Regions from separate parts of the Homo sapiens genome. Here regions 1, 2, 3, 5 and 6 are each linked to region 4. Evidence: chromatin loops called from intact Hi-C (ENCODE). Cell type or tissue: CD4-positive, alpha-beta T cell. All regions are shown on one strand.

Region 1 (5,000 bases), 65 kb after region 4:
TCTGGTTACAATAACCTCTGTGAGAAACAATTCTGTAAACCATGTGCTTTCTGCTGATTCCTTTCCATCTAATCATTACTTTCTCTAAAAATAGTGATTGATTATAGGCTCCGTGTCTTGCAAATTGGAAGAAAGGGTGAACTGATACGTGCTTGAGTTCATCACAGTTTTTTTGTTCTACAATCAAGTACCAGACTTTGGATTCCCTTTACCTTCTTTGACTGCAGATGTCCCAATGGTCTTAGTCATGACGAAACTGCCCCCAAACACCCGCATCTTATACAGACACACATGCACACACACATACACACACATATGTGTGCACACACACACACACCCTCTTCAGTTCTTTGAAGGGCTTAATGCATGCTTATATAAAGGTTTCTATCTATTTTGATGCCATCACCATTAACTCAATTCTACTTCTTGATTTGCCAGTGTGCCCTATCATTTTTCTCACTTGCTAGTTCTGTTCAGAGAATCTGTGTCAGCTTTACCTCCAATTCTCACTGTGATTTCTAGTAATCTGAACCACTTGAACCTGATTCCATTATATTGGGATTTTGTGTACTATAAATATTAGTCATAGGCCAGGTGCAGTGGCTCATGCCTGTAATCCCAGCACTTTGGAAGGCCAAGGCAGGAGGATTGCTTGATCCCAGGAGTTCAAGACCAGCTGGGGCAACATAGGGAGACCATGTATCTACAAAAAAAAAAATGTTTAAAAGTTAGCTGGGTGCAGTGACACATGCCTGTAGTTGCAGCTACTGAGGGCTGAGAAGGAAGGATTGGTTGAGCCCAGGAAGTCATGGCTGCAGTGAGCTGTGATTGTGCCACTCTACTCCAACCTGGGCAACAGAGTAAGACCCTGCCTCAAAAAATAAAATAAAGTAAAATAAAATAAAATAAAATAAGTCAAAATCGAGGTATCAGTGGGGGCTGCAGTTCTCCCCTGGCACTCAGGGTCCTCTTAGGAGCTTCTTGCTTACTTGCAGAACTCATTTCCCTCTCATGCTTTTTATGTGACTGGCTCCACCTTCAGACCCGCAATGGCAGGGAGAGCTCTCATGCTTCCCGTCTCTCTGACTTCATGTTCTGCCACATATCCCTGACACCAGCTTGAGAAAGTTCTCTGCTTTTAAGGGCTTATATGATTAAATTCGGCCAACCTGCATAACCCAAGATATTCCTTCCATCTTAGGTCTGTAGCCATTTACCATGCAGCATAATATGCTCATAGGCCTCAAGGATTAAGATGTGGACATCTTTCAGGAGCATTCTTCCTACCAGAGAAACCTACAGGTAAAATGGCATGGACATTCAGAGAGAGAGAGAGAGAGAGAGAGAGAGAAAGAGAAGGGTCAGTTTTAATTAGGAATGTGAAAGAGCTAGTCAATTAGAACTATGAGAGGTAGAACAATTTTAGCTGGGCTTCGAGTTACAGATCAAATTTTGGTTGGTGGAGATGAAGTTGGGGGATGCATTTCAGATGAAGGTGTTTAGAGAAATGATGAGAAGTCAAACTTGGGGTAGGAAGGAGGACAAAGTAGGTTGGAGTCAAGGAGTAGAAGACCTTAAATTATGGGTCAATAGTTTACTCGTACTAAACATATAAACTATACCTTAAGTAAAAATAAGTCTTAAAATTAAATATTAAACAGAAACATCCTTAATTGCTACCAGTGAATTCTGAGAAAAGTCAGTTTGCAATAGTTGGATACATTTAGCAGCAGGAAGGATAATGTTACTGGTATGATGTGGGTTGTGGGAAAGGTCTGAGAATTGATGAATCCAACTACCGAAGTGGTTCCTTTTACCAACTCCTATGTAAGGACTTCTGATTAAGATTTGATATTTTCTATGAGGTGATGCCTCAGATTTTACACTATTGTAAAAGCCTGTTTCCACCATAAATGCGGAAATGTGTTGCAGGTTATCTATTTCTTCTTTCATTCCTGAAAACCTGAAAATAATCAATTGTATTATGACTTGAAAGTCTAGAGATGAAAAAAAAATACAAAAGATATAATAGAAGGAAAATTCCTGTTTACAGTAGCAGCCGAAAAGATAAAAGGAAATGAACTTATGAAACATGCAAGATTTAGATGAAGAACACTTCAAAATGCTGTCAACAGACTAAAAAAAGAATCAAATTAATGGAAATATGTACTATTATGTTCTTAGATCAAGAAGACTAAATAGAAAGACATCAATTTTCCTATGTTAATTCAAAATTTAATATGTTATTATGTCAATAAAATATTGTTTTCTTTCATTTTTACTGGAAAAACTACATAAAAATTTGTATGAAAAAATAAATGAGAATATTCAAAAATAAAAATTCTAAAAAAGGAAAGCTGATAGATGGGACTAGCCCCATCAGATAGCAAATTACACCTAAGTGTTTCAATAGCTTAAACACTATAGTAGCAGTTCAAGACTAGACAGGGAATCCAATGGAACAGGACAGTGCAGAAATAGACCAAAACACATGCCATATTATAAAGAAGCCATCTTAGGTCAATGGAAAAAAATATGAATTAGTCACTAAATGGTACTGGGACAACTGGCTAGCTATCTAGAAAAAAAACTGTATCTATAGAATACAGAATTCCAATCTACAGAATAAACTCCAAGTGGATCAAAAATATCAATGTAAAAAGTGAAATCATAAAAACATTAGAAGAATAAATAAGAATATTCCTTTATGATCTTAGAAGCTCAGAAGCCATAAAACCAAAGGTATATATAATGATTTTAACAATTTTTTCATGGCTAAAAGCAACATAAGCTAAGTCAAAATATGGAGTTGTTTAGAGGAAATGATGAGAAGTCAAACTTGGGGTAGGAAGGAGCACAAAATAGGTTGGAATCAAGGAGTAGAAGACCTTAAATTATGGGTCAACAGTTCACTCGTACTAAACATATAAACTATACCAAACTATAAACTACACCAAAGCAATATTTGAAATAGCAAAAAAAAAAAAAAAAAAAAAAAAAAAAAGAAACACTTTAAATGTCATTTGTAGGGACCAGTTAGTTGATAAACCATGTTTGATTCATATAATGGAATGCTATGCTGCTATCAAAAAAAAAATGAGAGTTTCGTATGTATTGACATAGGAAGAACTCCTAGATATGTTATGGAGTGAAAACAGCAAAGTGTAAAATATTGTCTTAGTATGCCACCTTGTGTATAAAAAGGAGGACATTAAGAATACATATTTATAGTTGCTTGTATATGTCACGTGCGTCTGTGTGAAGAGACCATCAAACAGGCTTTCTGTGAGCAATAAAGCTTTCTAATCACCTGGGTGCAGGCGGGCTGAGTCTGAAAAGAGAGTCAGCAAAGGGAGATAGGGTTGGGGCCATTTTATAGGATTTGGGTGGGTAATGGAAAATTACAGTCAAAGAAGGTTTTTCTCTTTCAGGCAGGGGCGAGGGTCACAAGGTGATCAGTGGGGGAGCTTCTGAGCCAGAAGAAGGAATTTCACAAGAATAATCGCTCAGTTAAGTTGGGGCAAAAATAAATCACAATGGTGGAATGTCATGAGATAAGGCAGGAACTGGCAATTTTCACTTCTTTTATGATTCTTCACTTGCTTCAGGCCATCTGGATGTATATGTGCAGGTCACAGGGGATACGATGGCTGAGCTTGGGCTCAGAGGCCTGACATTCCTGTCTTCTTATATTAATAAGAAAAATAACATAAAATAGTATTGAAGTGTTGGGGCAGTGAAAATTTTTGGGGGGTGGTATAGAGAGAGAAAGGGTGATGTTTCTCAGGGTTGCTTCAAGCGGGATTAGGGGCGACATGGGAACCTAGAGTGGGAGAGATTAAGCTGAAGGAAGATTTTGTGGTAAGGGGTGATATTGTGGGGTTATTAGAAGGAGCATTTGTCATTTAGAATGATTGGTGATGGCCTGGATACAGTTTTGGATGAATTGAGAGACTAAATGAAAGACACAAGGTCTGAATAAGAGAAGGAGAAAAACAGGTATTAAAGGACTAAGAATTGAGAGGACCCAGGACACCCAATTAGAGAGTGCCCAAGGGGGTTCAGTGTAATTACTTGCTTGGTTGGCAAGTTTTTGGGCTCTATCCTTGAGTTTTTTTTATGTTGTCATATACCAGGCCAGACTGATTTAGGTAAAACAACACTTTTCATTTAAAAATCTACAGAGTCCCCTTTTTTTAGCAGTGAGTAAGTTGAGGCTTTGGCGATTTTGGAGGAAAGAGAAATGCAAAGCCAGCAATTGTTTTTTAAAGAAGGATTAGAAACAGCTAGGAGACAGTGAGTGAGATTGATAGTGTGGTGGAGACAGCTGGGGAGAGGTAGAGGGTGGCATAAGAATGGGAATGAGAATAAGAGTGAGTATAAAAGTAAAGAATAGGACTTCATTGGATGAAAGTATTGGAGTGTACCCTGTCAGCAAAGATCATCTATCCACTTTAAGAGTGGCAGTTTAGGAATAGCACCAGGCGATATTAGCTGTGATGGCTTGGAGAAACAGTGTAAACAGGCAGTGTAAACAAGAGCAGGACATTTATGAGTAGTTGAGAACAGTGAATAGGAGTATGACTAGACAGAAGACAGTAGGGATGACAAGTTTTTGGGGTGCAGTCCAAGTTGGGCTGGTGTCTGGAATGAGACTGGGGCCTAAAAAAGAGGAGTGTCCATACAGGAGCTCAAATGCGCTGTACCCTCGTAGCATCCTGAGGGCAGACCCAAGTTCTGAGAAGGGCAAGTGGTAAAAGTATTGTCCAGTCCTTTCTAAGTTGGAAACTGAACTTGGTGAGGTGTGTTTTTAAAAGACCATTAGTCCATTTTACCTTTCCTGAAGACTGAGGACCGTAAGGGGTCTGAAGGTTCCACTGAATACCAAGAGCCTGAAAAACTGCTTGGGTGATTTGACTAGTAAAGGCCTGTCCGTTATTGGACTGTATAGAGGTGGGAAGGCCAAACTGAGGAATTATTTCTGACAGAAGGGAAGAAAT
Region 2 (5,000 bases), 140 kb after region 4:
ACAAATGAAAATCTCTGTCTACATTTTACATTCTGGTAGGGGAGATAGAAAATGAGCAAACGAATAAGTAAAATGTGTAGTATGTGTGATGGTGATAAATATTACATAGAGAAAAATAAAACTGGGAAGGGAGATAATAAATGCTGTTCGATTTTGTTTGCTTGTCTTGCAACTTGAAACAGGGTGGCCAGAGAAGGATAACAACAGTAATAATAATAACAGTAATAGTAGTTCTTCTTCTTTTTTTTGTGAGACAGGGTTTCAGTCTGTTGCCCAGGCTGGAGTGTAGTGACCCAATCTCTGCTCACTGCAACCTCTGCCTCTCAGGTTCAAGAGATTCTCCCACCTCAGCCTCCTGAGTAGCTGAGACTACAGGTGCACACCATCATGCCTGGATAATTTTTGCATTTTTTGGTAGAGACAGGGTTTCACCATGTTGGTCATGCTGGTCTTGAACTCGTAACCTCAAGTGATCTGCCCACCTCAGCATCCCAAAGTGATGGGATTACAGGCGTGAGCCACTGCACCCAGCCTAATAGTAGCTCTTGTTTTTGGTCATTCTAGGCAAAGTAGCAGCTAACATTAATTGAGTACTTACTATGTAGCAGGCCTCTTTAATTTATATCTCATTTAATTTTCATAACCACTCTGTTTCACAGATAAGGGGAAACAAACACAAAAATCATGTAACTTGTCCAAATCACACAGCTAACAAAAGAAAACTGTGGACATTTTGAGTCAGAGCCCAGGTTCTTAACCCTACCAGCATGCTTTTCTTTTGGTATTTGCTGCTGTATACTTTAATTGCCTATGTAAGAAACAACACCGAGTGAACCATGCTGACCTAATTTTCTAGTTCTAGTTTGTTTCATTCATAGTAATATAAAAATTAGCTGCTTATTTTCCATAATAACTCCTTAAATACACTTGTTATGTGGAATATATTAAGTTAGTTAAGAATATGGTTTATTTATATATCTAGAATATGTACTCCCTTTATATTAAAATATTTATAGCAGCTGACAAAATTTAGTGCAAAATAGACTGATTATCCATAAGAATTATAAATGATAAATAAATGAACCTTGGTAGGTTGTGCATGCAAAGACAAATCAGTTAATGATAAAAACAGAATAAGGATTATCTGCAGGAGCATGGGGTGCAGGTAATATCAGGCATCTGAGATGAACTCACTACTACTATCAGAAACTGAGTTTGGCTATACGTTTCCTAGCTGCTAAGACAGAGCAACATCCACACTAGGTTACATAATATTCATTTTTTTGAACAAAAGAAGATAGAAAATTGTCCTTGAGAAAAACTTTCTTACAACTGATCCTTGTAAAAGGTTCATGGGCTAACAGTGAAGAATATTTTCAACTTTGCAGGAAGCAAGGACTCCTGAAAGAATTTTTTTTTACAATCTTCTATAATAAATGGGAGTGAAAATGAAATTGGCATTTTTGGAAGGGGGGGGGAGAAACAGTTGAGATAATATGACCTAGGTATTCTCTGTTCTGCATACCTTATTTAACAGTGGGTTACAGAATGGGGAAATGGATAGTTAACAATTTCCACGGATTCTTCCTCAAAATATTAATTACAGTAAGCAGACCTTTGACAGGTGTCATATCACAATTAATTTCATGACTAGTAAAAATATAATTAGACTAGTAAAAACAACAACTGCTACAAAATAACAGTGGCAGCTAATAACTACTGCATACTTATCAGGAGGCAAGATCTGGGTCGAACATTTTACAAACATTATTTCATTTAAGGTTTCCCATAAGTTTCTGAGTTAGGCACAGTCATGTTCCCATTTTAAAGATGAGAAAGCTGAGACTTAGAGAAGTTAGGAAAGTTTCCCAAAGTTGCCCAGCTAGTAAGGATCCGAGAGCTCAGATTCAACTATGGTCGGACTGGTTCCAAAGCTTGTGTTTTTATCTACTACTTTGTGGTTACTCTACCACCTTTATTATATCTATTCCATGTTTTTACTGAGACAATTGCACAAGACCTGAGGAGACATAAACATTTAAGATGAGAATACACAGAGGAAAAAAAGAAGTGTTCTCCACTTCCTAGACAAAATTAGTAAGTTTAAGAAGACACAGAACCATACAGCTTACATGAAATCAGTTCTACTATTTATCACGATGGACAAAAGAAATGATGAGCCACTCTGCGCACTGTCATAGGTCAGACTAGGATCTCGCCTGGAACCCGAGGATGTGAGAAACCGCTGTGACTCATGGCTAACTGCTGTTTCAGAACCTAGGACAGCGGCACACATCCCTTCCACTAGGGGGCAGGGTGGTCATTACATTGTGATTGTTTATAAGCTGAGCCTGATTCTGACAGGCAGAAAGCCAGCTCAACTTCTGTAGCTTCAGAATAGGCAGCCAGTGGGGCCAAGTGTCCATGTTTGCCCCAGATAAGAATCTTGGACCTTTTCAAGTATTTGTAAAAGCATCCAGTGGACACCTTAGCTTTTTGCATTTGGTAACCACAGTGTCAAGAGCTAGAAAAAGTGTAAAATACCAAATATTAGAAGAGCTTTGGACAGTGCCAGCTTGAAAATGCCTCTCTTGGCCACTGTACTTATGTTGATTGATTTCATATTTACCTGTGGACTGACTGCAATAAATGGGCTTGCTAGCACATTTTTGGAACTATCCTTACCTAGGCTATGAAAAGTTCAGAAAGGGAAGTTAAGGGAGAACAGTATAACAGAAGTGGCTAGTAACAGGGGCTTTGGAGCCAGATAGACATGAATTTAGACTTGATTTCACCACTTTTTCACAATAGGACTTTGAGTAAATGATAACCTCTCTTTCTGTACTTCGATTTTCTCAACTATAAAATAGAAATGGTATAACAGATATCTTACAGGATTGTTATGATGACTAAATGAATCTCTAAAGCACTTGGCTGGATGTCTGGCACACAAGGCTCAATGATCACCAGGATGATGATGAATCTGCTATTGAAGGAAAAAAATAATAACCTTAGCATATGTCAATTTACGTTACCCAATATAGTTTATACATCTCAAACAAATATAAGAAATGTATATAAATATTCACTGGTTCATTTACTCATTTATTTATTCATCAAGCATTTATTAAACATCTGTAGTTTGCCAGGTAAGGGGAATACAAAGACAATCATTAAGAAAGCTCACAAATATTCTAGCATATAGTAAGAATTGCTTTACCCAATGAAACAGAGCAATGACATACATTGTTGCCACGTAGGAGGATCAAAAGCCACTCTATACTTTGCCATTTGATATGGTTTGGGTGGGCTGTGTCCCCAAATCTCCTCTCAAACTGTAATCCCCACTTGTTGATGGAGGGACCTGCTGGGAAGTGACTGGACCATGGGAGTGGTTCCCCCATACTGTTCTTGTGATGGTGAGTTATCATGAAATCTGATTGTTTAAAAATGGCACTTTCCCCTTTGTTCTTTCTGACTCCTGCTGCCTTGTGAAGAAGGTACTTGCTTCTCTTTCACCTTCTGCCATAATTATAAGTTTCCTAAGGCCTCCTAAGCCATGTGGAATTGTGAGTCAATTAAACCTCTTCACTTTATAAATTACCCAGTCTCAGGTATTTCTTATAGCAGTGTGAAAATGGGCTAATACACTATACTTTCCTTCTCCCCCCTAAAACAATGCACGATGTTACAGATAGCAACTTCTCGGCCAGTCTGGGTCTCTGAATGAGAATGATGGCAATGTGCAGGAGAGACCCCAGCTGACTTTTGATGGCAATAAAATGTGCACAAGAAATCAACTGTTTATTATAAGTCATTTAGATTTGGGGTCATTTACTACCTCAGCACAACCTGGGATATCCTAAATGATGTTAGGCTGCTGCTCTCAAAACAATCTACAATGGTGGAATCGATGCATGGATGCAAACAGGTAAACAATCATGCAAACTGCAGCATAAATGCTATAAGAGATGTGGGAGTGAAGTGCTTTTTGGCAGGAATCAAAGTAATAAATTTGTGATGAACTTGAAAAGGTCAATATGCACCTATCTGCTAACAAAATATCTGGTGAGGCTACAATGTGGAACTCCATTTCAAGCAGAGGAAGACACCATCTGAGGGAGACACAGCAATGCCACAGAACGTGGAAAATGTAAGACTTGGGGAAGGGGGATGGTTTATAATCCCACTGTAACTTGGAAGGAACATTGAGAAATAGAAAATAGAGTGACATTATATTCTAATGACCCAGTGACAATAACAGTCTTACTAGTGTGCCAGCTCAGGTCATATATTGTGTAATATATGGCTTCATTTCCACTTTTGACCAATAGCTACACACAAGAGGTGGTAAAACCCCGTATAATTTGGTCAAAACAATATTGGGCTGGAAATCAGAACCTCTGGCTGCTAATATGGGGTATATCAATCATGAGAGGAAATCTGAACATATTTTTTTCTCTAGACCTCCATTACCTTATTGATAAAATGAATGGAAAAAACCTAGATTATTTCTGATCCATTCTATCTCTAAGATTGTGTTTCCTACACTTGAAATGTAACATTTGAAATCTTCATTGTTTGCGTGAAAAGATTCCACCTGGGAAATAAAACCAGGCTATTGACTTGTTATAAATGGAGAGCTATTTGATTGCATCATAAACTGTAATAGATCCTGTGGAAGTGGGGAAGCTACTCCTGTCTCCTTGGAATTAGTGCACCCTCAAATTCCAATGGCCTGAGGGCTTTCTCTGGTGGCCAGAGGCTCCTTGGCCCCATTGAATAGGTTGGAAATCCAGAGAATAATTCCTCTTGGAAGCAGCCATGAACAATGACTATTGTAAGTTGGTAGACAAATGTCCAAGTTCTCTACTCTACAGGTAGGATAATTCTGAAGTTGGACATCCTCAGGATTCCCCAGCAGGACTGAGTTTCCATTACTCACATGACAACTGGTTTGACAATGTACATTTTACTGGCTACCTCCCCTTTCCTGTGTC
Region 3 (5,000 bases), 1.9 Mb after region 4:
GCCCATCTTGCATCACCTCCAGAGTGAGGAGGTTTGGATAATTAGCTATTTCCAGACTCACCATCAGTTCATCTCTGACCTCCCGGGCTGGGATCTACCGGGATAGCCTGGTGCCTTCTGTACTCAGCCCCTTGAGTACTAGGGCACAAGTAGGAATAATTTTTTCAGCTAATGATGTAAGAGGTGACACCCTAAAGCGTTTAGATATTGTGGTAAATCATTTTTCCACACTAATTTCCACCCAGACAGAAGATGATGGAAGTGAAAAATGTTTCAGAAAGCAGCAATCTGGGTTTGGGGAGTAACTAGAGGGTTTTATGAGTGGAAGGGTAGGGATGGGGGGAGACTATCCCACTAAGTGATGTCTTTCCATTCTGGGATAATCAATAGAAATCTCGAAGCAGAACTTGCCTACATAAAACCATTCATCATTTCTCTAGACAGAAATGAGGTAATATGTTTCCATTTCCAGTTGCTTAAATAACACAATCACATTGAATTGTCTTTAGAAATCTGCAAACAGCTTTTCCACCAAAGCATGCACAATGAAATGTAACTTCTCTCTTGACAAATATATCCTGAAATAAGGCAGGTATTAATGATCTTCTTATATTAAAGAGTGTGCTGATGAAAGTAAATGTGCTTAACAGGTTACCAACGTTTATGTGAATATATTTCAAGCACCTGATACACGGCAGAACCTCCACTGAGCCATCATTTATAATGATCACATATGTGGAATTACTTTTGTAATTTAGAGAGTATTCATTGTTACATGTTAAAGCAGACATGTTTTCCCACCAATATGTGGTATATACCTGTCATAAATTGCTTTTTATTGCTTCCTTAAAAACATCAGTGAAGAATTTACTACTGAACCATTTTACAACATGCTAAAGTATGTTGTAAATGAGCCATTAAAGACAATAACTGTCTATTAAATATTAAAGAATTTTATAAATGGCATTTTAATTTCAAGTGTTACCAATACCATCTCATCTAAATTAGGTGGTAGAGAGTTGTTTTAGCAGAGTGAGAAGGTTTGAGGGGGGTGGATGATGACAAATCAGTTAATGGGTATGACGTACATTAATCAGGTGATGGATACACTAAAAGCCCTGCCTTGACCACTACACAAGCTATACATGTAACAAAACTGTACATATGCCCATAAATATGTACAAAGAAAGAAATAAGATTCTTCTCCCATTTTTAAAAAACGCTCTTCTAGTCAGAGATGATTTAAATAAATAGACATGCTATGTTTATATATGGTTTACACTCTGTCACTTTAAGAACTGAGAAATTCCTTAAAACCACACAGCATCTTCATTTAAGTGCACTGATAAATTCCTTCCTAATGGATATATGGTCAAACCACGCATTTCGTTAATGAAGAAAAACTCTAGCCTTCAAGTGACCGTGAAGTAAAAAGTACAAAAGCAATCATTGCTAAGTAATAATGAATAACTGAGATCCAGTATACATAAAACTGAAAACTTAGCTGGCAAGTTACATAAAATAAAATGCGCTCACCAAAATCAGCAGCACCCAGCATGGCTCCACAACTTGTTGTCCAAGTGAAATTGCCCAGGTCTGGGGCTGAACAAATGTTAACGGTAATGACAATTTAGCCATAAATCTCTCAAGGCCCAATTATCCTTACTGCAGAGGGTTTATTTCTTTTAATTGGACCAGTTTTTAATTGGAAATTTTCCTCTCATTTCTCATTTTTCAAATATTCAAAACAGAATGTCTAAGGATTTTATTTAACATAATCAATAGCCAACATAAATTTTGGAGATTATCTACAAGTTGCCAAGTACTTGAATTTTATCTGAAAAGTTTTTACATGATAGGATCTAACTTCTACATAAAAAATATTTGTAAACATTAAATAATAGGTCTTCTAATACTATCATCATTACTATGGGCAAGTGGGAGTCTATTTACTTATAACCAGAATGTAAAGTTCTTGAGGGGAGAATAATGTCTTATTTCTCTTCTACCCCAGCTGCTAGTATAATATCTTGCATACCGTGGAAGTTAAATATGTTTTGTTAATAAATGAATAAATGTAAGCCCCCAGTTTCACTCCCAAATGAATGGTCATTTAATCTCTATGCTTCCCAAATTCCTCATCTGTAAACAAATACAGTTTAACCGGATGACCTCCGAGGTGCCTTCCAGCTGTAACAATAACTCACAGAGCATTTTAGGAAAAGTACAGTGTGATTTAGCTACTGTTAACAAACAGCTCATGGACATATATACACAGTAAATGCAGCCATGAGTGGATTACATGGCAAGACAAAGCCCGTCGCAGACAATATTGGCCTTTCTAATCTATTAGTGGGATAAAGGCTTCTTAAAAGCTTAATCTAAACCTGTATTACATTTCAACCTTAAAATCATCTTTTGTTTGACAATGGTGCCCTCCTGTGGACAAAACAAGGAAATATTTTGACTATGCTAACATTTTTAACTGGTTTATAATATGTATGTTTTTATTATAATAATTACACCTTTAAATTTTTAATAAAGCCATATTTATAAATAGAATGCAAACTATCCTTAAATAAACAAAAGATATAATTTAAATAACACTATCACACTAAATAGTATTACCAAAAGAAAAAGTTAAATCAAAATATACTAACAGCTTCTAAATAAAATGGTAATTATTTCTATGGAATACTACACATAATAAATGCAGGCTTAATGGGATTCAGTATTTGTTGGTTCTTCCTGTTACTTGTTACTTTTTTTTTTTTTTTTTGGAGACAGAGTCTCACTCTGTCACCCAGGTTGGAGTGCAGTGGCACAATCAGGGGTCACTGCGTCCTTCATCTCTGGGACTCATGTGATCCTCCCACCTCAGCTTCCCAGGTAGCTGGGATGATAGGCACGCATCCCCATGCCTGGCTCATTTTTTGTATTTTTAGTAGAGACAGGGTTTTGCCATGTTGCCCAGGCTGGTCTCGAACTCCTGGGCTCAAGCGATCCTCCTGCCTTGGGCTCCCAAAGTACTGGCGTGAGCCACCACGCCTGGCCATGTTACTTCTATAACACAAGTCTATGCTACAAACTATCAAAGGTCCTCAGCTATTTAAAGATGTTCAAACATCCAGCCTGTGTGTACTGAAAGCAGACTCAGCGCTGGCATTATACTGGGACATGCTGGGGGAAATTAACAAGACTGATTCTTGTCAATTCAAGACAAATCTAACTGGAAAGACAAAAACACACAAGGAGCAGCCAACAGAGTAGGCCATTCAATATTTGGCAGTGTGTTTTAGCATAATGAAAAAGAATACTTTAACCATGTGAAAAAGGGTAAGATCACTGGGGACTGCTGTAATCCAGGAAAACTTCCTGGAAGAGGCAACAGCACAGAACAGTAAAAGTAAAGATGGAAAGGAGTAAAAGAAGTTTGAGGGTGTTTTTGGTTTTGTTTTGTTTTGTTTTGTTTTTTGTAACAGAGTTTCACTCTTGTTGCCCAGCCTGGAGTGCAATGGCGTGGTCTCCGCTCACTGCAACATCCACCTCCCAGGTTCAAGCAATTCTCCTGCCTCTTCTCCCAAGTAGCTGGGATTACGGGTGCATACCACCATGCTGGGCTAATTTTTTTTTTTCTTTTAGATGGAGTCTCACTCTATCGCCCAGGCTCGGCTTACTGCAACCTCTGCCTCCTGGGTTCAAGCAATTCTCCTGCCTCAGCCTCCTGAGTAGCTGGGATTACAGGCGCCCGCCACCATGCCCAGCTAATTTTTGTATTTTTAGCAGAGATGGCGTTTCACCATGTTGGCCAAGCTGGTCTCAAACTTCTGACCTCAGGTGATCCGCCTGCCTCAGCCTCCAAAAGTGCTGGGATTACAGGCGTCAGCCACCGCGCCCAGCCTTAATTTTTGTATTTTCAGTAGAGATGAGGTTTCACCGTGTTGGCCAGGCTGGTCGTGAACTCCTGACCTCAGGTGATCCACCCACCTTGGCCTCCCAAAGTGCTGGGATTACAAGTGTGAGCCACCGTGCCCAGCTGTTTTTGGTTTTGTTTGTTGTTCTTTAGGACAGAAAAGGTCTGTATATGTGCATGGGTTTGTTTTGTTTTGATTTGATTAGGTGGGGGAAGTGGAAGAGCCACTAAAGGAAACCACAGAACTCATGTAGAGAAAAGAGAAGGGGAGATACAGTGGGTAGGGGGAATTAGCTATGCACAGGGAACTTAGACAGAAGAGCTAGCACAGCATCCATGCTCTATTTCTGTGTTCAATGGGTCACCTCTGCATGATTAATTCAACAAGGATTTTTTTTTTAATCAACTCTCTGTGCCAGAGCCTGTGCTGAGTACTGGACACAGAGGGTAGACAAGATCCCCAGTGTCCTGGAGCTTGCATTATAGCATGTGGAGACAAACAGGTAAACAAGCATAAATAAGGTTAACTGTGGACTGAGAGAAGCATTACAGAGAAAACAAAAGTGAACAATGTGATGGAGACTAGCTGAGCTTGGAGGAAAAGAGGTTAGCTACTTGGAGTGGGTGTTCAGGGATGGCCTGGCCTCACTGAGAAGGTGACTGTGACATCATGGTGAATTACATAATGTGACTTTCCAAGGGAAGCATATTCCAGGTAAATAGACAGCACAAAGAGCCTGAAGCTAAAATAAGCTTGGTGTGTTCAGGAGCGGAGAGGTAGCTAGGGAGGCCAGAGGGGAGTAAGCAAGGCAAAGAGAGGTAGGAGGTAATGTTAGGTAGCAGGTGATGGCAGAGAGGTATCCAGGGACAGACCAGGCAGAAGCTTGTAGGCCATAGTGTGCTGTTAGAATTTTATTCCAAATGTGGTATAAGAGTTTTAAGCAGGAGAGAAACAGGAGATGGTTTAGGTTTTCACAAGAGCCCTCCAGCTGCTGGGTAGAGAATGTCCTGATGTGGGGGCAGGATCGGAAACAGGGAGTCTACTGCAGCCATCCAAGCAAGAGATGGTGATGGCTTGGAGCAGGAT
Region 4 (5,000 bases):
TCAGAAAGACTCAGTCTTCGTCTGTGAAATAGAGAACAACAGTACCACCTTATAGAATTGGGTGCAATTCAAATGAGATAATACATGTACACACTGTGGGATAGTGCCATGCATCTAAAAAACTTTTTATCATCATCATCATCATCATCATTTCTTCATTCATTTTGAAGTTGTTTCTTTATGGCTATACTACAAATAGAGTCAATGTACCATAATCCCATAGAGCAAACAGACAAACACATTTTATGTTCATAAACATTGTCTTTTAATACAAGCATATTGAATGATTTTTTTTTTTTTTTTGAGAAGGAGTCTTGCTCAGTTGCCCAGGCTGGAGTGCAGTGGCCCCATCTCAGCTCACTGCAAACTCCGCCTCCTGGGTTCAGGCCATTCTCCTGCCTCAGCCTCCAGAGTAGCTGGGACTACAGGTGCTCGCCACCACGCCCGGCTAATTTTTTTTGTATTTTTAGTAGAGACGGGGTTTCACCATGCCAGCCAGGATGGTCTGTATCTCCTGACCTCGTGATCCGCCCGCCTCGGCCTCCCAAAGTGCTGGGATTACAGGCGTGAGCCACCGCGCCTGGCCCATATTGAATGATTTTAAAAAACAATTTAATTCTTTAAATGTACATAGAAATTTAAAATTATTGTTTTCACAATTCCTATATGCACATAATATACAAAAACAATATAGCTATAGGAAAAGAAATAGAATGTGGTTTCCCCTGACATAGAAGATTGAATATCATTTCCAGTTTTAGCCATTTATGTAGTAGTTAGCATAACCTGCCTGAATTCTTCTTGAAACTGTGATTGTTGCCGGCCCTAGTAGAATCTGCAAAGGCTATCATTTTAAAATTAACCTTTCTGGACAGGCATCTGCATGTGATTTAAAATTTTTCTTCAACATCAAAATGTAATAATTTGAAAAGCTTTTCTTCTCCCCGATAAACAGCAGATAATCATCTATTTCAACAAAGTTGTTCAATAAAATTTTGTGAATATTAGAAGATCCATAGCCTATCATGGTTTTTTGTTTCAACCGTCATCCACATAGCTACGCCAAATCCACTGAGCTCTACGGGATAATAAGAAAAGGCCCCACCATATCTCACGGAGTTTAGTGTCAATACAAGAAAATGAGTTTAAAAGTTCCAAAGATAACTTCTTTTTAGCGCTTCTGTACATGTAGGTTTGTGCAGAAGACAGTTATAGTAGTTAGTGATTTAATTTTACCAATTTAAAATTACTATCTGAAAAATGGATTCAAAAGGTAGGGATTTACACAGGGTTTTTGCTGTTTTTATTTGGTTTCAACACATTTATAACATTTTTAGGTGAGCTAAAAACTTAGCGCACCTAAAATAAATAAAATTTATTTCCCAAATAAATTTCAGGTGTGCTAAAGATTTAGCACACCTAGGATAAATAAAATTTAGTTCCCAAATAAATATAAATATGTAACACGAATCATCATAATAATTACATAGACATAAACTCTTTCCTTTGCAAGGCTCGGAGGTCAAGGAAACAAGACTTTAGAGACTTAAGTGACACCCACAACATTCAGAAGCTCAAGGGCACTGCAGTAAGATGGAAAGGGCAAGTCAGGGGCTGTTCTGCATCTGTAAACAGGAAGAGCAATAGTCTCCTTATTTCCCCTAAGGAAGTTCTGAAGTACAGCATGTCATCTTTCCCCTAAAAAGGCTCACTAAACTTAGATTTCTAAACTAAACGTCACAGTTCAAAAATTGCTCTGGAGCTTTCAGACTTCATTTTTGTCCAACCTCATGCTTATTGTATAAAAGGACCAATTTCTGAAAAGCCAGACGATAGGGAGCACGGGTGAGAAGAAACCTGCATTATATTGTCAAAGGGCCGACTCTGAGATTGAAATTGATTCCATGAAGTGCACATTCACATAAATATACAAGATCCACCTCGGTTTAGTTTTATTTCCCCACACATCAAAATATCAAAACTCATTTTCCAAAAGATCAAGATGCTCCAAATTTCAAAAAAAGAGAAAAGCAGCCGAGGATGAATAACCTTTTCTATACCACAAAATTACCCCTTGCAAAGGACAACTAGATTCCTTGTCCACACAAGAGAAACGGTTGTTGAGAATGTCAGAAAGAGGAGACCTTTCTTTTCAGCGCTAGGTGGCAGAGGAGAGTCGCCTATGCGTCCAGGCTGTCCTGGACAGCTGTGGTTGACGCTAACGCCTGGCTGCTCTCACTTTCACCTTCTCTCTGGTGTCAAAGAGAAGCCTTGAGGCCGTCCCGACGGCCTCTTCCTTACAGGGGAAACTGCTGTGAGCTGAACACATACCGCTCTTTCAAACCTTTAAGTGCAGCTTAGTTAACTGGTGGAATTAAGCCCACATTGAAGGGGCCTAAATATACAACCCTGTTCTTCAGGTTAGGAGATCACATGTCAAAATATAACCCCAAATTAATATAAGAAACACGCTGGGGGTGCCAAGTGTTGAACTACTTACAGATGCTGAGTCCTGCAGGAAGCTCTGAGATGGCGCCTGTCTTTCTGGCGCGCCCGCAGGAAGAGGTTTCAGCTGAAACAGCCCGCGAGCTTCATTCGAGCTCCACGTGGGGGCGAGACTCCGAGGAGATGTCTGGTCGGATGCTATTGCCATGATCAACTCTCCTTAGTGTTTGCAAACCTCAAAGAAGAGGTTTTGAAGAAGTCTAGCTTCAGTATCCACCCATGCCCATTAAGCCTCATTTTCTGTTACAAAAATGAGGTTAATAACAGCATCTATTTAAAGGGTTGTGAGGAGTGAATGAGATTGCTGACCCATGAAAAGTGCTCTGTATGGTGCTTTCTCAAAAAAATACTCAAATGTTAGCTATCATTATTACCCCTGCCGAATGAGACAGGGAATGGGAAGGTTCTGTAAAATAAAGAGCAGCCTCATGCCCACTCTCCTCGCACCCTCTATGCTTCCTCTCAGCCGGTAGACTCGGTGTTTCTGCAAGCACATCCTGGAATTTCTCCCGTTTCTTCAGTATGTAAAGCATAGCGTCCACAGCTTTATGCTATGCAATCAGATAAAGGTGGGTCTGAAAACTGCCTCTTAGCCATTTACCAGCTATGCAATTTTAGGCAAATTGCCACCTTTCTGAGCCTCTGTTTCTCCATCTGAAAAACTAGGAAAGTAATAAGACTTTTCTCCACAGGTAATTTATGAAAATGAGATGGTGTACTGTCAGGTGCAGAGGAAGAATTCACCAAATGTTAGCTGCAATTAGTAGTATTCGTATCACTATTAACTTTGCCTGGCGTAACCTCCCCATCTAAAGCTGCTTTCTTTAAAGGCTCACTTTAAAAATGTCTATCTGTCTATATGTCCGTTCTCTCATGCAACACATATTCTTGTGTCTCCTTCATACTCTGGGGGATTAAGAAATGAATTTGACATAGTTCCTGAAATCAAGGAGCTGAGTGTCTGGCAGCAGAAATAAGTCAGTCAGGTGTATAAAGTTTTTAATGCAGTGTAGAGTGCTAAGTGGCCTAACAGGCATTTATTTTAAAGATGGTGTTAATTTGGCCAGGCGCGGTGGCTCACGCCTATAATCCCAGCACTTTGGGAGGCTGAGGTGGGCGGGTCACCTGAGGTCAGGAGTTTCAGAGACCAGCCTGGCCAACATGGTGAAACCCGTCTCTACTAAAAATACAAAAATTAGCTGGGTGTGGTGGTGCATGCCTGTAATCCCAGCTACTCAGGAAGCTGAGACGGGAGAATCGCTTGAACCCAGGTGGTGGAGGTTGCAGTGAGCCAAGATCACGCCACTACACTCTCGCCTGGGCGACAGAGCAAGACTCCATCTCTAAAAAAAAAAAAAAAAAAGGTGTTAATTTAACATGAGGAGAATCTAGGAAGGGAGACAATGTGTACCATATACTATTACAGTTAGCAGCATGAAGTTTTGGGTTACGGAGATCTGGGGTTAAATCTCAGCTTTACCTCTTGCTTTTTAAATATCTTTGGATAATTCATTTGTTTATTTTTTTGAGATGGAGTCTCGCTCTGTTGCCCAGGCTGGAGTGCAGTGGCGCAATCTCGGCTCACTGCAAGCTCCGCCTCCCGGGTTCACGCCATTCTCCTGCCTCAGCCTCCCGAGTAGCTGGGACTACAGGCGCCCACCAGCATGCCTGGCTAATTTTTTGTATTTTTAGTAGAGACGGGGTTTCACCGTGTTGGCCAGGCTGGTCTCTGAAACTCCTGACCTCAGGTGACCGGCCCACCTCAGCTTCCCAAAGTGCTGGGATTATAGGCTTGAGCCACCGTGCCTGGCGCGTTAGCCAGGATGGTCTTGATCTCTTGACCTCGTGATCTGTCCGCCTCGGCCTCCCAAAGTGCTGGGATTACAGGCTTGAGCCACCGCACCCGGCCTGGATAATTTATAATATTCTCTCTGAGCCTCAGTTTCTACATCTGTAAAACAGAGATAATTGTAGAGTGTACATGATGGAGGGTGAAGTGATCGTTACATACAGAAATCCACTTAAAATGTGACAGAAGTTTCAATAAAGGTTAGCTCTTATTCATAGTAATAATGTTAATATAGCTAATCTTGTCACCAAGTCTTGGTGCTGGTGGCATTGAATGGTTCTTGAGTTATGAGTAGGATTTCAATACAGGGCTGGGGGAAGGAGATGAGGCAGGAAGGACAGCTCAGAAGTGAGAAAGAAGGCAAAGTCAGAATGAACAGAGGGTGGCTTACTCTGGCTAGGCTCAGTCTGGCCTCATCACACACTAAAATGTGTAGTTAGAACAATCACTTGTCTTGCTTTACCTGGGACTGAAGGGTTTTCTGGGGAAGCAGAACTTCCGGTCAGCAAAAACTGGGGAAGTCTTGGGAAAAGGAGGATAAGATGATCACCCTACATGCATTAGGCCTTTCTTGTGTTGCTATAAAGAAATACCCGAGACTGGATAATTTATTTTAAAAAAAGAAGAAGTAGTTTAATTGGCCCAC
Region 5 (5,000 bases), 1.9 Mb after region 4:
GAAAACAGCAACATGTTCACATGTTCATTTCTCTAGCTCAAATCCAACCAGCCTTTGAAAGTGCCACTTGAAAGACAAGCCTCCCACTATTTCTTGCAAATGCTTTCTAAACAACAAATAAGACTTTCCAGAGCAAAGGAGACTTTTCCAAAATCTGTAACTGTTTGACTTTGGGGAAGAAGACACACCTCTTGACTCCTTTATGCACAACCAAGTTCGGATTGCTGAAATCTCCCACACCCTTGGATGGCTGGTATTTATTCCCAGCCCTTTCCCAGGTAGCTGTGCAATGTCAGTGATGAGCTACTGAAAAATTGCCTGCTGCTAACAACACTGTTGCTATTCACTTCTTTCATTTCATGCCTATATTATATTTTTCCTGAAACAAATTTCTCTATTGTTCCCTCTCTGCTTCTAGGATCCCATTACCCAATCCCCAACAGCTAAGAAAAAAACAGAGCCCAGTTGGAGACACCCAACAATCTCAGGCCCTTCTAACCCTGTCGGACTTAGTTATAGTTCTTATCTGATTTCAGACATACCCTAAAATATAAGCATTGATGGTACTTGGCCTTAGTAGTCAAATTGTTTTTAACTCTTGCAAACACAGTCTTCTCACAATCAATCCTTTGTAATGGGTTTTTAAATGTCCCTTCAAAAATATTATTTCCAGTGTTCTATTCTGAGACTACCATATGGACCAAAATATTTAAAGCATCCAAGCAACACCTAGGAAAATACAAAACGTCATTTTTCTTCCTGCCCCGTCTCTACCCCTGCTGTTTCTTTTTACCAATGATTTTATTTTCCTTATAGGGAACAAATGATTCCAATTTCCTCGTATAGCACTGGCATACAGATGAGGTATTGACCTGTAGCTTTTTAAACCCCAAATTGTAGGCTTTGTTTAGATGAGTCTAAGGCCGTGGCTTGAAAGAAGAAAAAGGGAAATTTCTTCTCAAGGGTAAGGAGAATCTTTTCCCAAACTACCCGAGGAACTCTTCAAAGACAGTTGCCTGTTCTGCCCTAAAGACTCAAAGAGGGAAGGGTGAAAAAGCCTACTCTGCCAAGTAGGATGGCTCACAAGCTCATTTGAGGAACTGAAATTCTTTACTCCCGTCAGTAATACAACCCTTTCTTTACACACACACACACACACACACACAAAGGATGTAAAGCATGCTCATTTGTCAGACATTTCACAAAGCTGAACTTGCCAGTGGCACTGGGACTTGAACTTGCAGCTGAGGAGGTGAGAAGAAGCCAAATATGAACACTGCATATAATGTGTTCCTTTCCCTTCTTATTAAAAGCTGAGCCCATCAAGATGGCACTGAAGAAATATAATATGGGGTACAACGGAGGCTAGTGGAATCCCTCACCATGGAAGCTTTTAGCATTCAAAAAGCTGAGCTGGTACAAAATGAGTAAGTATTTTCACAGTCCTTCCCAAGAGGTGGAAATGGAGGTCACCTTGACAGGGTGACAACTCTCCTCAGCCTAACTATGTCATAGCAAGACTGAAATGGAGACATCACCACCCACATCAAACTGTACCTTGATAGGAGCTAGAGTCAAACTTCCAGTTTTTTTTTTTTTTTAACTTCTGAATCATTTGTTCTCATCTTTGGCTGCAGGTCTGAGTAATCAATAGTACGGTTGTTAAATAATACAGGTGCCTGCACTCTACTTTGTAAGGTTCAGATGGAATCTCGCTGCAGTGGGCCCTCTGTGTTTTTCGTGCAAAAGCTCCCCAGGGAGAGAATAAAGTAACCACTATCTTATGGATGCCTTTTTCCATTGCTACCAAAACATAGGACCTTTAAACCATTCCACAGTCTTTTCTTTTTCTTGCTCATAAAATAGTGTATGCTATTGTGGAGTTGCCTGCATAGCAATACATCCATAGATTTACTGAAATAACCATTCACTGGAAGTGGGACAGGAAGAAGGAAGATAGAGAAAAGTACAGGAGAAACCATATTAAAATGGTATCATCAGGTTTCACTTACCCCAGTGGGTAAGTGCTCATTATTGATCAAAATAAGTTTGCTAGTGGGTAACTTTAAGACTTAATGGTTGATATCACATGCATAAACACACACACACTGTCAAATTACTTTTGCCACTTCCCTCTCCCTAAAAATATGCTCTTGCAGAGAATAACAGCATAAGCTATTCATCAGGAAACAGAACTCTTCCCCATTCTTTATTACTTGAGGTTACGAATCCCACTTACCTGGTACTTTTTCTAAATTTAGTAGTCATTTGTTTTAAAAAAAAAAAAGAGAGAGAGAACTAAATAACTAAATAAAACATAAAAGAAATTAAGTGAAATAAAGAGAGATAAAACAATGTGCTCTATGACTGACCCATGAAAATTAAAATAACCCATAATTCCAATCTTTAAAAAAGCAACATTAAGACCTAACTCATTATTAGTTCATGGGACTTATCATAGTAGGCTCTAACCACATGTGACTATTGAGCACTTGAAACGTGGCTAGGGTCACATGTTAAAATGATAATATTTTGAATATATTGGGTTAAATAAAATGTGTTAGTGAAATTAATTTCCTCTGTTGCCTTTTACTTTTTTCAGCGCAGCTTTATAACATGCAAAATTACATGTGGCTCTATTTAGCTATGATAAGCCTTGCCTACCCCCTAGTGTCAGAACTTAGGCAATGCAGGCAAATCATTTTTCAAACGCATCTGTGTTAAGTACAATTCATTTCTGCCGGCAAAGTACAAGTATAGCCGCCTGTACATACAATTTTATCATTTTCACAAATGTTATCTCAAATTTAAGCCTCAGAGAGACTCCTGTAGTAGATGTTATATTCCCCACTCAGTTAGTATTTTTGAAATTACCAGGTTTATTGTAGAAAATTAGAACTAAAACAGCGTATGCTATTTAGTCAAGAGTATTTGCAGGGTTCCTATAAATTTCAGCCATCATAGGGGACAGAAAACATGGGATCAAACTTGGATGCAACAACTGCTCTTCAAAAAATTTACCCTAAGTTAAAAATAACATAAACCACCAAAACACACAATCACAACATGCATATTTTGCATAATCATTTATAACAGAAAAAAAAACAGAAAACCTAAATTTCCATAAATTTGAACAGTACAGAACCTCTACAAAACAGATAACATTCAAAAGAAGAAGACAGCTCTAAATAAGGATAACTAGCATTTGAGCACTCACTAAGCAAACACAGTTCTCAGCATTTCCCAGGTATTAATTGATTCCTTATTATAACCGTGAGACTTATTTTTTATTATTTTTATTATTCTCATTTTACATAGAAAGAGGCTGAGTCCCGAAGAGGTTTCATAACTTGCCCAAGAATGAAAGAAGAACTGAAGCAAAACTGAAGCTCATGCTGCTTCCTCTGCCATGAGTAATAAAATCTTTTGTCTCGGGCCGGGCGCAGTGTCTCAGGCCTGTAATCCCAGCACTTTGGGAGGCCGAGGTGGGTGGATCACTTGAGGTCAGGAGTTCGAGACCAGCCTGGATAACATGGGGAAAGCCCACCTCTACTAAAAATACAAAAATTAGCTGGGCGCTGTGGTAGGCGCCTATAACCCCAGCTACTCAGGAGGCTGAGGCAGGAGAATCACTTGAACCTGGGAGGCAGAGGTTGCAGTGAGCCGAGACTGCGCCACTGCACTCCAGCATAAGTGACAGAGGGAGACTCCATCTCAAAAAATTAATTGATTAATTAAAATAAAGTAAAATCTTTTGTCTCTGACCCAAGCATCTCATGCCTTCTGCCCAGCATCCACGAAACTATGACCAGCTAACCTGTTAGCTTGCAAGGAGGGTAAAAGCTCAGACCCTTCACAATTCTTGACATCTAACTACTTCCCAATCAGTGATACATCCTCTCTACAGCAGATTTAGGTCAAGGCCAGCAAATAAAAGGGCTCTCAACACCCTTCTGGGTCACTCTGTTCCCCAGCTTGTTGAAGCCTTTCTCTCCTTAAGGTTGAGCTGAAACCTCAGTCTTCATAGAGCAACTTTCTTCGCCACAGTCAGCTTACTAGAACAATGAAAAAACAAGCCTTTTTCTCTTATGCATGAGAAATCTTCAAACCCTGAAGGCTCTGACCACATCTACCTACCCATGCTCACAGTCTTCAGCTGTTCCTGGAATGCGAACCTTTCCACACTCATTCTCGATGCCTCCAAATGTGAAAACAGCTGCCATTTATGGAATGTTTACTATGTGCTAATCCCTTCACCTATTTTTCCTTATTAGTTATCCCAATAACTCCAAATAAAATAGGCATGGATATCATTCCATTTTTACAGATGATAAAACAGGTTCAGAGAGGTTAAGTGGCCTGGATAAGGCCACACAGCCAGGATGTACCAGAACCAGAATTAGGTTTGACTTTAGACCCCCCAACATTTGATTTCCTTTCCTGCCTCATTTCCAGGTGTGCCCCAGTTTTTCCAGGGACTTTATGCCAACAGATTTTATTAAATAGTCACCAAGCACCACAGCATTTTGTGGAATTGAAATAGTGCAGTCCAGGTTATATTCAAAGTTCTCTAGGGAAATGGAACTATTAAAGTGAACGTATAAATCAATAGCACCCAAGTTCTCAACTTTCTCAGCTCCATCAGAAAACTAGCTATGACTCCATCTTTAAAGGATAAAAATCTGAATTTTTGAAGTCTCCTAGTATTCACAGGAATAAATCTTAAAGTTGTAAGATGCTTTGTGTCCCAACTACTCGTGTCTATACCAGATGAAATTTCTAGGAAGATCCCTAAATCTTTAATTCCACAGGAGTTGAGTTTCTGAAACTTCCTTCCAGAAGGCATCTTTCCACTGCACAAAACATATTTGCTACCCTCTTGTGGGGAAATAAGGCACTGCTTACAGCCAAAAAAAAAGGAACAAAAGGACAAATTGCTAGTTGAAGAAATAACAAGAGTTAGCCCTGGCCTCCTTTTAAAAGAAACGAACCTGCCAATT
Region 6 (5,000 bases), 820 kb after region 4:
AGTGTCCTTTTTTGTCATAGTATTAACATTCTCACAAGCACAACCATAAAATCAGTTGACATTTACTCTTAATTTACACAGAATAATGGTGTTGGTTAAAGAGTGATTACATATGAAGTTTAATACACAGTTATTTTTTACCTGGCTCTCTATTATCTATCTTTTATATCAGGAAAGCAATTTAATTTGGTGAGATATCCATGTAGATAACCACCATAGCTTGCACTTACAGCTTGATAATGCCCTATAGGGACTTCTATACAAAGGAGAAGGCACTCAATAAATACACATGAAATGAAAGAATAATTCCGAGTCATATGACAGGGGGAATGTGAAGGAGGCTAAAAATGGGAAAGAATTAAGATAAGATTCTTAAGTTGAATTTATGTGGCATAAATGAAATACAGGATGGCGAAGGGTACTCCACTGTTTTATTGCCACTTCTTGCAGAAGGCCTGTGTAATTCATTTAATGCTTCCCTTTTTGTGACTTATGCTGTCATCCCAGATTCACAATAATGTAAGTTTACAGCACTCCATATCGACATATATTCTCTCTCCACTGTGTTTGCAAACTTCTCTACTCCTGCTGCGTTCCTAGGGGAGAGGGTTAATTCCCAAAAGGCACCACATCAGGAGATGTTATAAGTGGAATTGTTCCAGATAAGCAATGTCAGTCATGCAGTCATCCTGATGTGCAAGTCGAACCTCTTCATGGACATGATACTGGTGGTGTCCAGGAAACTAGGGTGTGGCTAAGACTGGAACAGCATAGGTCAAACTTTGCAAAATTAACTGTGTTCATTTTCATTAAAGTGTCTTCCTTATATCCTATTCTAATCAGAAAAATAAACATTTTATTGATTATGGATAAAATTTAGTGAGTGCTGTAACTTGATCCTATTTAATCCTTCCTAAACCCTATCAGTTAGTGATATGGTTTGGCTTTTTGTTCCTGTCCAAATCTTATCTAAAATTGTAATCCCCAAGTGTTGAGGGAGGTGCTGGGTGGGAGGTGATTGGATTATAGGGGCGGTTTCCCCCATGCTGTTCTCATGATAGTGTGTGAGTTCTCTTGAGATCTGATGCTTTAGAAGTGTTTGGCAGTTACCCCTTTTTCTCGCTCGCTCTCTCTCTCCTGCCGCATTGTGAAGAAGGTACTTGCTCCTCCTTCACCTATCTGCCGTGATTGTAAGTTTCCTGAGGCCTCCCCAGCCATGCGGAACCATGAGTCAATTAAACCTCTTTTGTTTATATATTACCCAGTCTCAGGTACTATCTTTGTAGCAATGTGAAAACAGATGAATACAGTTGACTACCATTATTTTCTCCAGTTTGCATTTTGGAAAATTGAAACTTAAGGAGCATAAGTAGTTAGTCTAAGATTGCATAGCTGAGTGTCATGGTCTAGTTTAAATCAAAGGTTGCCTAATACCGATGTTTTTATCATGCTAATCACCATACAGCATAGCCTTCTGTACAGAAACTGTGGTTGACATCTTCCCATTTACCTGGCTGATTTAACAGTCCCTCCTAACAGCTGTCTGCCTGGGGAGCTGTGTCAACCCTATAGAGCAAACATTGGGAATTTAGTTTATAACTTGAACAAAATATCTACATGTCAGGGAGAGTCCCAGAGAAATAAGACACTGGTTTATTCCCCTTACCCTCCTTTTTCCAGTCTTTTATTCTGGTCTTAAAACTGCTTAGTTGTAACTAATAAATGTTACTGGGTGAATAAATGTTCACCCAAAATACTGTTTTTGACATAAATAATGTAATGTCCAAACAATGCAGAAGCTGCCTTAAATAAAACATGTGAATGCTGGGTCTTTCTTGTAATAATTTGAAAAATATCAATAATGTTGTCAGTTTAACAACAAAACATGCTATCTGCCCTTTTCGTCTTCCTGGCTATATTAGAAAAAGAAAAATGTGCCCCTTCATCACATAAAAAGTATACTTCTCATCACAATTGTCTTAAGAGTTGTTCTAGAAACCTACATTTAATTTTAAAATGAGCAAATGCAAATGAATGGATTAGTAAACAAGAATGTTTGCTGGCTTTAGAATTAAATAACATGAACTTGAATCTCAGCTGGGAGGCTTTGGGCAACACCCTTACCTTCTTTGAACCTCTGTTTTTTCATGTAAAGTGGAGATAATTATACCTACTACAGAATGTTGCTGTGAGGATTAAATGAGATAATGAATGGGTATCAATTTGTTAACCAATGTAAATTTCATAGTGGTGCAAGCAGGAAAGAGCTTTATTTTGTTTTTCCCCCCAACACGATCTTTAATTTCTTGCTCCTTAAAGCTATCTAATTGGAGCCCATGGCTGTTGGGAACCTTCAGTGATAACAATCATTTCATTTGGATAGTTGTCTTAATTTGGATTTCCCCTGAAATGATCTTGAGAGAAGAATATGGGTGCAGTTAGTCTATCTGGAAAGTGGGTGCAGGTAGTACAAGTGAAGAAAAGAGGAAAAGAGGAAAAAATAAAAACCAACAAAAGCTTTAGAGCAGGTCATTACTATGGGTAACTGGGGCTCCATCTCTCTGAAATACCACGTGGAAGATACCTTGGAACATTCTCTTTGGAAGAAGGGGATGTAGGAGTGCTGTTGGTTCCCCAAGTGGATCCTCTTGTCTGCTCTATTGCACACATCCCCCATTACCCTGAGCATTGAATGGCTCACTGCTGCCCCCTGCTCCTTCTCCTGAGAATTGTTTTTAGTTTAGCCCACTCTCACTCCAGTTGCCAAGAGCGGATGAATGACAGAGACACATAAGGCCAGCCCTTTGCCTCAATAGGAGATGATTCTGATGGGTAATTTAAGCTACAGAGCCCTTTTCTACCCATGAATCTGGCTAGATGGACCTGTGATCTCACACTAGCTTGGCTCTTTTTTCTTCCCTCTTCTGTTTTATTCCCTCCTTTTACTGGTTTCTCCTGAGGCATCTCTATCACTAAAACTCATGCATGTGAATTTCTGTCTCAATCTGTGCTTCTAGGGAACTTGACATAAGTCAGGGCAATTATTTAATTATGCTCATCTCCCACTGCTTGAGGATTTGGAGGCACTGACTAGCTGCTGCCTTTGTGGTTCACACCACAGCTTATTTCTGTTGCGGGCTCATTGCTCCCTTCATGGAGTGATATTGGGTGTGGCCCCATCAGGTTGGTCTGAGACAGGTGAAGATTCTTGGTATACAGGAGACTTGTCATGCTTGCTGTGTAGACAGTCTCCACTGTTGCCCTCTCCTCTCCCTGTTATTGGTGTTGTCTGCAGCCAGTTTACCATCTTCAGATGGTAAACTCAGAAAACCTCAGAAAGGAAGTAAATAGCAGCTTCTTGTTTTGCTTATGCTCCCATAGTTAAGGAATACATGTAAACCTCCTTCAAGAATTCTGCCACCGAGTTCTGTCTTGGGGAATGGGGATAGGTTGGGGAACACTAACATGTTTTTCTGTCCACCCGCAAGCAGGCTGCCAGGGAATGAAACCTTAATCTACCCATCTGATAATCAGCCTTCGTTCACTTCATGGAAATGCCCTAACTTGGTTTGTGCAATAGCCACTCAGCCAACAATTTCCTGATTCAACAATCTCTCTTAACTCTAGTCTTCTGCCTATATGAGCTGGATGAGATGATGGGGGTGTGGGTAAAATGACCAATTTGGCCACCTTCTTTTTTAAATATGAGGTTTTCTATAGTCTCTTGGGACTTTGGGACTTTAGTTGGTTTCCAGAAGGAACAGAAAGCATTTTAATATTATTTTATAGATGTAAATTAAAACTTAGATGCTCACCAAGTGGTAGCTCTTAGTTTAATTACAAAATTAGTCTCTGGAATGTTTGAAAAGTCATTGTTTCTTAGTGTTTTCTTTAATAAGGTGACTTAGCATATTTAATAAAAAAGACCACAGGCCTGAGAAGTAGGAGACCTGGGTCATCATGCTTTTAGCTCTGTGACATTTTTAAATAATTTCACCTTCCAACAGCCAATACGTAGGATAATAAAAGTTGTTTAACATATCCCACAGGTTGTTGTAAGTCTGAAATGAAGGAAAACACCCAAAACATATTTGAAAGCAAAAGATAATGAAATGTCAGTTAATAATTAATAAAGTAACTCAATGTTAAGGGAGCCTATCAAAAGGCAATTTCTCCTTTCCTTCAGAGACGCTCACACCGATCCAACAAGCCGCCGTGACTGAGACCTGACTCGTTTTTGGCAAACAGATGCCACTCTAAATGATGACAAAGTGATAAACCTATGTAAATATTTCATATGGAAGCAAAGTCAATATGGACAAATGTGAAAGACATGATTCCAAGACTGGAATGCCAGGCTATGCATAGACACAGCAAAAAACAATGTGGATATTGGAGTAGATCATAAGCTGAAAACAAACCCCATGCTGTTATTTAAAAGCTTACCAGAAACCCCTAAAAGGCATGGGCCAGGCATAATTTTGTCATTCTTCCCTAACCTCATCATGTCATATGCTGTCAATTGGGTGAGGCACAGTGTAGAAAAAAGTGTCCTGTGTTCTAATTCCTGCTCCTCCTGACCTTGGATTTGATGCTTCCTTCTCCTTGTTCTTTGATGGTCAAGGTGTCATGGTAATGTGTATCTCTGTTCAAAGAATAGTTATAGATGATATGAGATAGTGTATGTGAAAGTGTTTTGGAAAAGATAGTTATTCTGTAGAGGTATAAGGTAATATTAAACAAGTGATAAAAAAGATAGAATGTTCTAGAACAGAGTGAGAAAATAGCCTGGAGGAAAGGAAGCCAGAAGTTGTCCTATTTTATCACACTATCATAGACTGCCCAAAAGGAGCAAATGTCTCTGTCAGAGAGAGAGAGAGAGAGAGAGAGAGAGAGAGAGAGAGAGAGAGAGAGGAGAGACTGCTGTGCAAGCTAAAGCTTCGAAGATTTTTTTTTTTTTTTAAAGACAGGGTCCCACCCTGTTACCCAGTCTGGAGTGC

The links. Hi-C counts contacts between places; a loop is a spot of excess contacts. Peaks named below come from ENCODE experiments on the same cell type or tissue, not always from the same donor. Only the 100,000 strongest peaks of a DNase experiment are listed, where the experiment ranks them.
Region 1: a loop joins it to region 4, with 3.0 times the contacts of the local background. A loop is called at or near these places in 58 of 110 quality-filtered maps.
Region 2: a loop joins it to region 4, with 4 times the contacts of the local background. A loop is called at or near these places in 30 of 110 quality-filtered maps.
Region 3: it touches region 4 in a loop (5-fold over the local background); 28 of 110 quality-filtered maps call a loop at or near these places.
Region 5: it touches region 4 in a loop (12-fold over the local background); 39 of 110 quality-filtered maps call a loop at or near these places.
Region 6: a loop joins it to region 4, with 3 times the contacts of the local background. A loop is called at or near these places in 8 of 110 quality-filtered maps.

Annotation. Positions count from the first base shown.
Region 1 is chr3:67,034,620-67,039,619 of GRCh38, forward strand. No RefSeq gene overlaps it. Among named protein-coding and RNA genes, the nearest start is that of KBTBD8, 39 kb to the left of the region's middle. In CD4-positive, alpha-beta T cell, no CTCF peak of the experiment used is centred here; no DNase peak of the experiment used is centred here.
Region 2 is chr3:67,111,710-67,116,709 of GRCh38, forward strand. No RefSeq gene overlaps it. Among named protein-coding and RNA genes, the nearest start is that of MIR4272, 110 kb to the right of the region's middle. RefSeq lists a silencer at 2,353-2,402. In CD4-positive, alpha-beta T cell, CTCF peaks have their summits at 2,263 (motif pointing right) and 2,464; a DNase peak (open chromatin) is centred at 2,302.
Region 3 is chr3:68,891,397-68,896,396 of GRCh38, forward strand. All of the region lies in intron 1 of TAFA4 (TAFA chemokine like family member 4), which reads right to left. Among named protein-coding and RNA genes, the nearest start is that of TAFA4, 39 kb to the right of the region's middle. In CD4-positive, alpha-beta T cell, CTCF peaks have their summits at 2,451 (motif pointing left), 2,652 and 2,851; a DNase peak (open chromatin) is centred at 2,425.
Region 4 is chr3:66,969,845-66,974,844 of GRCh38, forward strand. LOC105377144 (a long non-coding RNA gene) reads right to left here and starts at 2,574. Exons shown (of 4, transcript XR_940939.2): 1 at 2,501-2,574. In CD4-positive, alpha-beta T cell, CTCF peaks have their summits at 2,180 (motif pointing right) and 2,398; DNase peaks (open chromatin) are centred at 2,187 and 2,587; H3K4me3 peaks cover 1,089 bases; H3K27ac peaks cover 709 bases.
Region 5 is chr3:68,873,643-68,878,642 of GRCh38, forward strand. The region is part of intron 3 of TAFA4 (TAFA chemokine like family member 4); the gene reads right to left. Among named protein-coding and RNA genes, the nearest start is that of TAFA4, 56 kb to the right of the region's middle. In CD4-positive, alpha-beta T cell, CTCF peaks have their summits at 2,666 (motif pointing left), 2,876 and 4,859 (motif pointing left); a DNase peak (open chromatin) is centred at 2,669.
Region 6 is chr3:67,787,539-67,792,538 of GRCh38, forward strand. The region is part of intron 3 of SUCLG2-DT (SUCLG2 divergent transcript); the gene reads left to right. Among named protein-coding and RNA genes, the nearest start is that of SUCLG2-DT, 140 kb to the left of the region's middle. In CD4-positive, alpha-beta T cell, a CTCF peak has its summit at 2,733; a DNase peak (open chromatin) is centred at 2,703.